Regions from separate parts of the Homo sapiens genome. Here region 2 is linked to region 1. The links are chromatin loops, found by intact Hi-C in ENCODE. Cell type or tissue: PC-3. All regions are shown on one strand. Links, peaks and the distances in the headings refer to the core of each region. The heading gives the core; the rest is flanking DNA.

Region 1 (6,093 bases), core at 676-5,675:
AACAGGAATTTCAACATAGAGTGATTTTGTCATAACAAGTTAGATATACATGGGAAAGTTCAGCAACTCTCAAAGTGCTTTATATCAGTGGTCCTGATAACCACTGCGTACATGAATGTTTACACACTAAGAAATTGACTTTTGCACTTAAAGCAAATAAACTTTCAAGTAGTTATATATTAATTCGGCTCTGAATATAAGTCAGTCACTATGTTATGACACAAAGAAATAGAAGTTTAGTCCTGGCCTTAAAACTTAAAAGTATAATAAAAAAAATAAAAATAAAAATAAAACTCTTACAAAACAGGAAAAAATGAAAAAAAGAAGTTCAGTTGACTTTTGATAGCTTTACAAACTGAGTTGGCAACAAATGTGTTCAAATGTGAAGAAAATCAGGAAACATCTCACCTGAATCTGTTTGGTAAAAAATTTGTTATGGGTTTATTTAAGACTCGTCATGGAAACGTCATACCTTATTTATGACACTATGTCCTAACATGCAGACTCAATGCAAATCTTAGCTTCTTTTTAGTGAAGCTCAAGGAAAAAGTCTTGGTGACCAACATAAGGAAGAGTCCATTTTAACATAGCAGCAATGCATTCATGAAATCCTAGCTGGAACCAGTTCAGACAGGGACATAGGATGTGCTTTGTTGCTCATTAGGGAAAAAAGAGCCATTTATCTCACTGGACTTGTGGGGATTGGGAGCAGGAAGCTGGGTTCAACTAAGTAGCTTAGTAGAGCCATCCGGCTTCCAGGAATGGGATAGTCACTACAGAGATGGAGCAGGACTCTGACTCAGCAGTGGGAGAGACTGGAAGAGAGGCAGTGGCTACTGTGAAAGAACACACCAACCACAGAGCAGAGACAAATCCTTTAGGTAGCTGTCTTTTGAAATTCACTTTGTATTCTACCTCTATGTAAATGTAAATGTTAAGTGCCTCCATTATAAATAACTTATAAATAATACTAACGTAACACATCCTTGATATTTACAAATAACACTGCCTAGAAATCTTAAAAGGAAAACCAAACATACATTTAATACATCTACAAGAAATACCTTTTTAGAAAATAAAATGTATATGTTTCAAAATTTGATGAGCATTTACGATGTGGAATAAGCCTACTTTTTTCACAGTCTGGCAAATGGGAGAGTCCTCATTTACAGATCCCATCCAATATGTCAGCCATTCTCCTGGGTTATTAAGACACTGAGATGAATATACACCCTCCCCAAACTCTAGGATCCCCTACTCTACAAAGGAGTGTGAATACATAAGTATCCAACTTGCTGACACCCAAAAGTGCAACAGTAGCATAGAGGAAGTAAGGGTTCTGCTTGGAAGAAAAGAAAGTAATAAGATTTCAGATTACCCACCAGGATATAACTTGGGTGCACATCTCTCACTGTTCTCATTTAGCCCAAAATCCACAGCAGCATGAAAATATGCAAACAGAGAACAGTATGCTGGTGTCATTTAGATGCACAAACTTTGATATCACACATACAGTGACATCTAAGGAATCATCACCGCACTAACATTCAATTTCCTTACCTATAAGATGGAGGTCATAGATAAACACATCTCAGACTTTGGAGCGAGATTGAGAGTATGTATGTATAGCACTTTGTGTAGTAGCTAGCATGCAGTAAGTACAATTACTCTTGGAAATTATTTTTATTTTCTAAAGAAATAGTAGCTATGGCTTCACAAACAAACCATTTAAGGATTCTTTAATAGCCCTATGAGACTAGAGCATGAAGTTTGAAAGGAGTGGCTGTGAAGAAAGAGGCCAGATAAAGATTACACAGCGAAGTTCCATTAATGCCCCCCAAAGGAATTCCAACTTGATACAAATGTAATGAGGAAAGCCCAGCTAACATGACTATGTGCTTTGGAAAGTTAAATCTAGAGACAATAGGAAGAAGATATGGAGCAGGTAACCAATCAGGAGGCCTTTCACTGAGGGAACAGTTTCTGCTATGAAAGCAGTAGGCCGGTTTTATAATTTGTGGGTCATTTTGAATATTGTCACGGTTATTTATTATGTAACTTTAATATGCATTTTAAGAGTTTCTGCAATAATTCACATGATTTTTTATGTTAAAATAATGATAAAAGTTTTTTCAAAAAAAAAAAAAAATGCCAGCATGAAGATGCCATTTTGGAGAGATGTATTATTCTAAATACAAAGTCTATTTTGGGCCAGGCATGGTGGCTCATGCCTGTAATCCCTACACTTTGGGAGGTGGAGGCAGGCAGATCACCTGAGGTCAGGAGTTTGAGACCAGCCTGGCCAATGTGGTGAAACCCCATCTCTACTAAAATACAAAAATTAGCCGGGCATGGTGGTGGGCACCTGTAATCCCAGCTACTTGGGAGGCTGAGGCAGGTGAATTTCTTGAACCTGGAAGGTGGAGGTTGCAGTGAGTCAAGATCAGGCCATTGCACTCCAGCCTGGGCGACAAGAGCAAAACTCCATCTCAAAAAAAAAAAAAAAAAGTATATTTTGAAGCTGACTTGCTATAAGCATTCTATGCTATAAAGCGAGATATACAGGCATTTAGATAGTTAAAGCAACAAGAAAATAAAAGTATTTTCTTTTGTGCATCTCAGGTCAGTGTACTTTTCAATATCACCTCAATATTTTCTCTTTTCCCCATGGGAAGATGTCTGAATACACTTTGGTGGTATTCATACATTCATACATGTTTCAAAGTGAAACAATTTCCTTGTGAAAATTTCAAATCATGAATTTGGATGGATAACTTTAAAATATGAAAGGTGAAAGGAATGAAAATATATTAATATACATTTTTATAATAGTAATGTTAGAAACATAACTTTTGGTTTTGATCTCATTCAGAATATAACTGACAAGAGGTAGATGATAAGGTAGATATTTACTAGTTGTGCTCTAAAAGTGAAAATGTCATATCTAATTGAATATCTTAAGCATAGATTATGTTTCACATGAAGAACAAAACCACAAAGGCCTAACTTGAAGGCAAACATTGTACTTTTGTGCCCTCCAGTGGCCATCTGGAGAATATACTCATCCTCATAGAATTGTTCAAGAAACATAAAGTGGCTAAGGAGACAATGGCAAAGGAAACAAGCAAACTGTACACCCAGAGACCCTGAGGCTATTACTTTCTCATAAATTTACTGAAGTAAGAAGAGAGCTAGCAGACTTGGGAGATTCTTCAGACTGCTTCCAAGAATGCAAAGGAGCTATTGGTTTGGACTACAGATGGTTCTTTTGATCATTCTTGAATATACTCTTCTTAGACACTTCTTAAACAAGGATTGCCAAGCACAGCATGGAAGCTTAAATTTTCATTTCAATCAAAAAAATTATGCATGGAACACAAGTGACACTAAGCTTCTCACTCTGGGAGAGGTATCACTTCAGTCAACAGGCTCCTGGGCTGGGGATCTTTTGGGAAACCAGCAGATAGCTACCGGAATGCCAGGGAAATAATTGCACATGGATTTTGCAAGAGACTCAAAATCAAATCACACTGGCAGAGCAAAGAGTTTTGACAATAAGACTTTAATTGAATAGTCAGAGTTAGATGGAACATCCAAAATAGAAAAATACCTGTTTATTAAAATGGACATTACCTATTTTCTCATCTTTACCTTTTAGTATTAGCTTAGCCCCAGAATTAGATGCAGTTAATACAGCCAGGTCTGCAGAGCATTGTAGATAGATTTTGATTCCTATTTTAAATGTGGCTGGAATTTCTGATGCCATTTCTTGCATGGTCCTAGAGGGAATAGAGCCTTTGGTTTTTATACAGTCATAGGTTTTGGTGCGGTTTTTTAAGATCAGTTTGTTATCTTTTTCTGAGAATTAAATGGATCAAAATGTCTCTAAATTTTAAAAATAAGTTTTGTTTAAACCCAGTGACTGCTTAACTATTTGCATAATACTTCTGAAAACTTTTTAGTTTTTCACAAATGGAAGCTTTCTTTTACTAGGCAGACAATTCTGTTTAATAAGTGAGTTCAGCTCCTGCACCACCGTGAATTTAATAGCCTGGAGATCCTGTTTCACTTTCTGAGAGAACAGATCCTATAAATTGCATTCTATGTGCCATTCCACTTCCTGTCTGATGGTGATGCGGAAAAACAGCTGTTGTGTGGGAACTGTTCAGAGCTGTGTTTCTCAAACCACAGGTCATGGAAGGGTGGTTAAGTAGGCCCTGTTTCCCTTTCTTCCAAAATAGCACCCAAGGCTCTTCTGACCTTGCCTCCTTCCACCTCTTAGTTGTAAGCCTACTAAGGAGTAAGTTTATCCTACTTCCTTTTGTTGTGTTTATTTTTAATTGGGGAGGAATAAGTACATATCCTGGGAGAGGCTAGAGTTATCCTGAGAGATGTGCGGGGTAAATATACATATACACACACACGTACACATTTATATATCTATCTATCTATATATATATATACACATATACACACACACACACTTATATATGTATAAGTAGAGTTCTCTCTTTTTTAGATTAGTGTCAAATGAATCTCATAGTCTAGGAACTAAAGCAAACCACATCACTCTAATTTTAGTACACCCTACCGTCAAACAATATTTTCACCCTGTCTTCAAATGGTACATAGAGAGATTTAGATTTAATTATTCAATATGGAATAATAGAAACTACAAGCAAGCATTAACCCAGGTTTACAGTTACTCAAATAGCAAGGATTAAACAATATACAATGGGTTGACAAATGTGCTGTCTCCTACTGGATAGGAGACAATGGAAACAAGTTTCATTGGTGGCTTGGGCAACTGATGCAAATGTACTAGCTGGGAGATAAATCAGACCTCAGCCCTGTTGGTAGTATAGACATCATCACAAAGGATATTTTAATAATGACACTGTGGCTAGCCTTTCTTTTCCTTCCTCCGTTACTCTCTACTTATAATTTGCATAATAAATGAAACTCCTATTTTATCTCTCATTCCAATGGCTTCTCTTAGGAAATTAATGGTTTAGAAAAATAGCTTACAGCTGGGAGCCGTGGCTCACACCTGTAATCTCAGCACTTTGGGAGGCCGAGGCAGGTGGTTCACAAGGTCAGGAGTTCAAGACCAGCCTGACCAACATGGTGAAACCCTGTCTCTACTAAAAATACAAAAATTAGCTGGGCGTGGTGGCACACGTCTGTAATCCCAGCTACTCAGGAGGCTGAGGCAGGAAAATCACCTGAACCTGGGAGGCAGAGGTTACAGTGAGCCTAGATCACCCACTGCACGCTAGCCTGGGTGACAAAGCGAGACTCCATCTCAAAAAAAAAAAAAAAAGAAAAATAGGTTACAGTTTTTTTTTTGGTTTTGGGGGAGTGGGTAAAAACAGAATGAACTAAGGCGTCTTAACAGCTGACATCCATCAAAGGGGCTGCTCTTTTGCCTGGCATTGAGGTAGCAAGCACAAGGCCATATAGAGAGACAGAATCCAAGAAATTCTCATAAAAAGCAATTAGATGACAACAGAAGGGACAAGCAGAAATTATTAAATGTTTTTAGGCTTCTGGTTAAAAAAGATATTTTAAAACCTTATCAAGTATGACCCAATTTCTTTTTGATTCAACATAAACTTACCCAACTGTATGAATAGTCGCAATACAAAATTTTGGTTCACAACAGCCAAGGCAGTATTCTCCAACCTGAATAGAAGTCTTAACTTCTAAACAATTTAGACTTTTAAAAATTATATAAATTCTACACTCATTACTTTAGAAAATTGTGTTGCAAAAATCAGTGTTTATTCTGGATTCTTAAATTAAAAATTTATAGGGATTAGGATACTTTTTCAAGGTAAATTTCCCTTTTGATACCTTCAAAGTGTTTGATGAGCAAAAGAGCCATTAATGTTTTCAGGGCCTCCCATGAAATGAAATTAGTGTTTATGAGTCTTATCTTCATTAATTAATATTTTAAACTAAACTGTTTAACCATAATATAATGTTAATAATTTTTCTGAAACAAAATATAAGAGAATATTATGACCAGTTTCTGTGTTGAACCAAAGCTAAATTCAACAGTAGTTAGATAAGCTGAAGATAAAAGGCAAA
Region 2 (6,093 bases), core at 611-5,610, 160 kb before region 1:
TTCAATGTCAAGTATTAATGAAAGGCAATTTTAAGGCAATCTTAGCACTTTATGTGTTAAGAAAAACTGTATTGAAGCATAAGGACAAATAACAACCATCAGTCTAATGGATACTGCATGTAAACCACGAATTCTGTTTTGTTAGGAGTGTGCAAAATAATGTTTTATTTCCCAAAAATATAGCTTCTCTGCTATGCTGCAGAGAAGGATAGGGCCAGATGGCACAGTTCTCATTTTTCTGTTAGACCGCTTGACCCAGCAGTATACTTTCTCCGACCTCTCCTTATTGAAATTACTTTTGTTCATTGCAGAAGTAATCTTCACCCTGGAAACAGACCTAGTTGTGGTGTCCGTGTCAGAATACTGATATACTGACTGTGATAATCCTTTTGCGGCCTTACCTCACTCCTCATTTGATAGTTTATAAGCTCACAGATGCTGGACCAGAATTCAGTCCATAAAATTAAGATATTCCATTTCACAGGGCCAAATCTAAACTGCTGAAGCAAGAACACTAAAGCATGAAGTGGTGCCTTAAAAAGTAACTAGGGTCGTCTAACCCACAATAAAAATCAACCTGGTTTCAAAGGAAGATTTTTACATGCTGCAACAATTTCTTAGGAGAAAAAGGCTCTAATTATGAGAATATAAAACTCAATGAGAATGACAAATAAAATAATATAGAATGAGTAGTTCTATATTATTAGGAGCTCTGCTATTTTGTTTTATGCTCAGTTGATGGGAGAAAAGAATATTTTCATCAAACAATCGAAATGAATGAATTTAAAGGTATGATGTAATCACCTAGAAAAATGACATTAAAAGCAGTCTTGAAAATGAGCATTATAGCACACCAGCATGGCACATGCATACATATGTAACTAACCTGCACATTGTGCACATGTACCCTAAAACTTAAAGTGTAATAATAATAAAAAAAGAAAATGAGCATTATAGAGATGATATCTTTGTCATTATTGCATACATTGACTAATATTCATTATTAAATCATGATGGTTCCAGGCTTGGATAAAATTCCATTAGGATGAATATATCCCTGGGGGTTGATATTTGAAGAGGCTGAGCTGTTTGGTAACTTACTGCTTGCTTAATTTTTTTTCTTATTGTTTCTACTTTTCAGACCCACTATGAAAATGGAGAATATATTATCAGGCAAGGTGCAAGAGGGGACACCTTCTTTATCATCAGCAAAGGAACGGTAAGCTTTGGTGGCACAAGACAGTGATGCACTAGGGGAGCCTGGGGTTGGTTAGTAACTCCAGTAGGAACACATGCAGAGTCTTGTGCTATATGAGTTTGTTCCATTTTTTGACACAGAGAGGTATTAGAGAATGGATCTTACAAAAAATGATGCAGGAGGGAAAAAAAGATGTAACTTGGAAGACCAGTAAGTAGCCTACTTGCTAATAATCATAATATTAGATGACACTGATATATTTGTGTGAATAGAAAGATCTCCATAATTAAAATAATATAATAAAAAAATACCGGCTGGATGTGATGGCTCATGCCTGTAACCTCAGCACTTTGGGAGGCCGAGGCAGGTGGATCACTCGAGCTCAGGAGTTCAAGACCAGCTTAGGCAACATGCCAAAACCTCATCTATACAAAAAATAGAAAAAATTAGCTGGGCATGGTGGTGCATGCCTGTCATCCCAGCTACTTCGGAGGCTGAGACAGGAGGATTGCTTGAGCCCAGGAGGCAGAGGTTGCAGTGAGCCAAGATGGTGCCATTGCACTTCAGCCTGGGTAACAGAGCAAGACTTTGCCTCCAAAAAAAGAGAAAGTAAATACTTAGGTCACTTACAAAATTCATCAAGTCATTAGAAGCAGTAACATTGCTATAATGAAACATCTGGGCTTTGAAATCAGATGGCCTAAATTTTAATCCTGTTACGAAATTTAGTCATTTTAATGCCCTTAGGCAAGTTGCTGAATACTCTGAGGATGATAAGGATAGATATACATTAATGTTTTAAGTTATTTTCATAAAGAAATATTGATAGTAAAAACTACTAAAGGTGATAAATTATAAAGGAAGGGGTAAAAATGGGGTAGACAAGGGTTATGAATGAAAAATCATACTTTATTTCTAAAACTTTTAATTTTTCAACAATATGAATTTATTTATATCTTAAAACTAAGAAATTGAGTGAATTGGAAAATAGAATTTCTTTTAGATTAATGCTATACTATTGTATTACTAAAATACCTTAAATTTATTTCCACAGTAAAGCTATAATCATGTTTGTGTTTGTGTCATTATATGATAACCTATGATTTAAACTTATGTTTCTTTATTATATATCATTACAAGGAATTCATATCTCTGCATGTACTAAGTATAGAAGGAGATGGAGAAGGAAATGCGAATAGAAAGGAATTGATAGGCCAGTTTCCGTTTTTATAATTATCACTTTATAAATGAAGCATATTTATTTCCTCTAATTTAACAAAATGATTGACTATAACTTATAGCTCATATATAGAGAGATTTACAGAGCTACAGTGAATAGAATGCAGTGGAAGATTATAAGTATTGTTGAATCACAATTTAGGTAATTCTCCTTGGACTACTTTTGGATCAAGTGTATGCATATGTCAGTATTTACACCAGTGGCATGTCACACAAAAATGAAGAAAACAATATTTATATTTTTATTATTCCTATTCTTTTGACTGATCTCTGAATGCCTGGGATAGAAGTAGAACTCAAGGCTGACTTCTTAAAAGATATCATGAAATGACATGTCTGACCACGGTTACAGTTAAAATTATATCTTATATTTTCCAATGTTAGAAGATAAGAAAATTTTAATATTTTGTAGTTTATAAGATAGATTGTTAGAGCTTATCATTTATTGTCTTATTGTTTAGATTGACTAAAGAATCAGGGAAAATTGAAAATCGCCATGGATGTAAATTATTTGAAAAGTTGCATAGGGAATTTGTCCTGACATTCTAGATTTGTTTTTTCTTTACTACATGGCTAATTCTTCGCTATGATGCAATGATGTGTTTATCCTTTGAGATGGATTTCTGACAGTCTTTTGTTACCACCCTGTTAGTGCAAATTTTACTGCCTAAAAGTAATGCTTTGTAACCAGTTTCAGCTGAAGACAGGTGCATTAGTCATGCCTTTTTACGAGTTTCATAGTAAGTATAAGTAGAAAAAGTGTGGAAATTACACCACAGGAACCAATTCCCTTGGCAATATTTCAGAGCACTCTGGGGATTCTGGGAGGGAAGTAGTACTAATATATTAGACTCTCTTGACACATTCAAGATCTTTTACTTTAAACCAGACATAAATTTCTACTAACTTACTTTTTTAGGTCACACAAGTTAGCTGCTATGATTCTTAGTTATGTAAATTACATAATAATTGTATTAATTTTATTCATTCTAATACTAATATATTAACAATATTAATTATATTAGTTCTAATTCTAACATATTAAAATCATTAAGAATATGTCACCATATACAATAATTAGAATATATTAAGTCTTAAGAAGCAGAAGGTGAGGTCAGCATACTTAAGTCCCAATGGCAAAGAGCAGGAAAGAGAGGTGAATAATAAGAGAGTAGGCTCAGTTGAGCAGGCAAATAAGTTGTGGAACTGGAATTTTCTACAATTATATGTCATATGTTTTGTTTTAGGTGTACAGATGTCAACTTGTTTTCCCATGCATTTAAAAAATGTATAAAGGATAACCTTGGGCAAGATCTGTTTCTTGCTACCACCAAACTGGCTTTTTCTTAGAAAATGCTGTGAGATAGAGAGACACAATAGGGGCTGCCAAGCTACAAATGAAATTCCCCTTGTTCAGTTCCACTTATTTAAGTGTAAAACAATTTTTATTCTTCCATTAAGCACATTCACACAAAGAGAGAAGCATTATAAAATAAGCTTTGCCGTACTTGTTTTTCCCCCATTAAGCCTGTGCTATCTGATTTTTCTAAAACCTGAGGCAGAATGCTTGCAGTGATGATGGCTAAAATACTGGTGCTGCCTTAAGTAGAAGCTCAGTTAGTTCTCTACACTTCAATCACTCCGTTCCAGTTGCCTGGAAACGTGAGTTGCTTCTCCAACAGTGAACTATAAAGCACCGAAGATTCCTGCATATGTCCCTGCAGTTGTGTCACATCATAAAATGAACTATCTCTTTATAAATAAATCAAACCAAAATTGAACAGGGAACAGGATGGGTAAGCAAAGTTGCAGAGTTCTAATAGTAGCTCAAATAGATTTTGATTTTTCTGATTCCATTCAACATACCTCGTATCCTACCATTGGAAAAAAATGTGATTCAAAAATTCTTGTCTATCAAATGGCATTTAAAATCACATGGCTTTGCTTCATAAAGTTAACAAGTATTTAAACATGCCAATTAAATATGTTGCCTTAACACAATGTTCAGTGTTTTTTAATATAAAAAGTGTTCCGTTATGGAAATTTTATTTGCATATGTATACATATGTTTATGTATACATTATGGTGAAACCTCTGAGAAACATTTTTTTTAATATCAAGAACAAGATAAAGATATACATTATTACCAATTTTGTTTAATGTGGTACTAGACATCCCAAATACTATAGTAAGTTAAGAAAAATAAATAATATTTGGAAATAAAGAAACAGTAATTATTTATACATGATATGTTTTTAGTTTCTTTTAGGATTTTATATAGACATATATATTATTAAAATTTAATAAGAGTTTAGCAAAATCGGCATTATTCAGTTCATTTTTCTTTATTAATGGAACTGTTCTATATCTCTACACAACCCAATATAATAGCTATTGGTCACACTTGCTATCTAAAGTAAAATTATCTGACTTAACTTTAATGTTAATTTCTCAGTAGTAGTAGCCACATTGCAATAGCTGCTAGTAGTGGCTGTCTTGGACATTATAGAACTGGATATTTTACTATAAATGAATATTGAAAAAGCCATATCATTCAACATATTGTACCATATTAACAGTCTAAAGAAAAAAATCACATTATCATGCCAAATGATGCAGTGAAAGGGTGTGACAAGTATAACATCCATTCATAATAAAACTTCTCAGCAAACTGAGAATATAAGAGAATGTTCTTGCCCTGATAAGTGGTATCTACAACATGCCTACAGTTAACGTACTTAAGGTGAGAAACAGAGCAATCAGTAAATGAAAGTAACTGACAGCAAAAGGAAAGTCTTTTCAACAAATGGTGATGGAACCATTGGTAATCCATGGACCAAAACAGGGGAACCTTGACCTAGACTTTATACCTTACATAAAAATTAAATGAAAATTGGTAATAGATTTAAAAGTAAAACATAAAGCTATAAAACTTTCAAGAGAAATGTATGACTTGCGATTAGATAGGAAGAGTTCCTAGGCATGACACCACCAGCACAATCCATAAAGAAAAATGATAAAGTGGGCTTTATCAAATTTAGAAACTTTTATTCTGGAAAAACACTGTTCAGAGAATGGAAAGACAAATTACTAACAGGGAAAATTATTTGAAAAGTACACGTCTTGTAAGGGGTTTGTATTGATCCTATCCTTTATTGATCCTATTTAAAAAAACACCTAAAAATCAACAAAAAACACCAAAGTACCCACTTTAAAAAACAGAATGAAAGACTTGAACACATCAGCATGCAAGATACACAAATGGCAAATATGCACATGAAGAGGTGTTCAAAATGATTAGTCATTAGAAAAGTGCATATTGAAATCCTGAGATACTACTGCATACTTAATAGAATGGCTAACTCTAAAAACAAAAATTAACAATATCAAGTGCTAGTGAGGATGCAGAGCAACTGGTATTCTCAATCACTGCTCCTGGGAATGCAAAATGGTAAAGCCATTCTGGAAAACAATTTGCAGTTTCTAATAAAGTTAAATAAACATTTACCGTATGACACAGCAATTACTCTTTGTGATATTTATTCTAGAGAAATGAAAATATAGCTCACACAAAAAACTCTGCATCAGTGTTTGTAGCATCTCTATTCATAATTGCCAAAACTAGAAATAAACAAATTGTGTCATATTCATTCAAT

What was found. Peaks named below come from ENCODE experiments on the same cell type or tissue, not always from the same donor. Only the 100,000 strongest peaks of a DNase experiment are listed, where the experiment ranks them.
Region 2: it touches region 1 in a loop (4-fold over the local background); 2 of 110 quality-filtered maps call a loop at or near these places.

The regions. Positions count from the first base shown.
Region 1 is chr10:52,212,904-52,218,996 of GRCh38, forward strand. The region is part of intron 9 of PRKG1 (protein kinase cGMP-dependent 1); the gene reads left to right. The region is part of intron 1 of LOC124902425 (a long non-coding RNA gene); the gene reads right to left. Among named protein-coding and RNA genes, the nearest start is that of PRKG1-AS1, 98 kb to the right of the region's middle. RefSeq lists an enhancer at 437-938 and a silencer at 566-860. In PC-3, for the core only: CTCF peaks have their summits at 746, 3,030 (motif pointing left) and 3,235; DNase peaks (open chromatin) are centred at 778, 3,048 and 4,138; H3K4me3 peaks cover 387 bases; H3K27ac peaks cover 2,002 bases.
Region 2 is chr10:52,053,343-52,059,435 of GRCh38, forward strand. PRKG1 (protein kinase cGMP-dependent 1) reads left to right here. Exons shown (of 18, transcript NM_006258.4): 6 at 1,142-1,219. Among named protein-coding and RNA genes, the nearest start is that of PRKG1-AS1, 260 kb to the right of the region's middle. In PC-3, for the core only: no CTCF peak of the experiment used is centred there; a DNase peak (open chromatin) is centred at 3,159.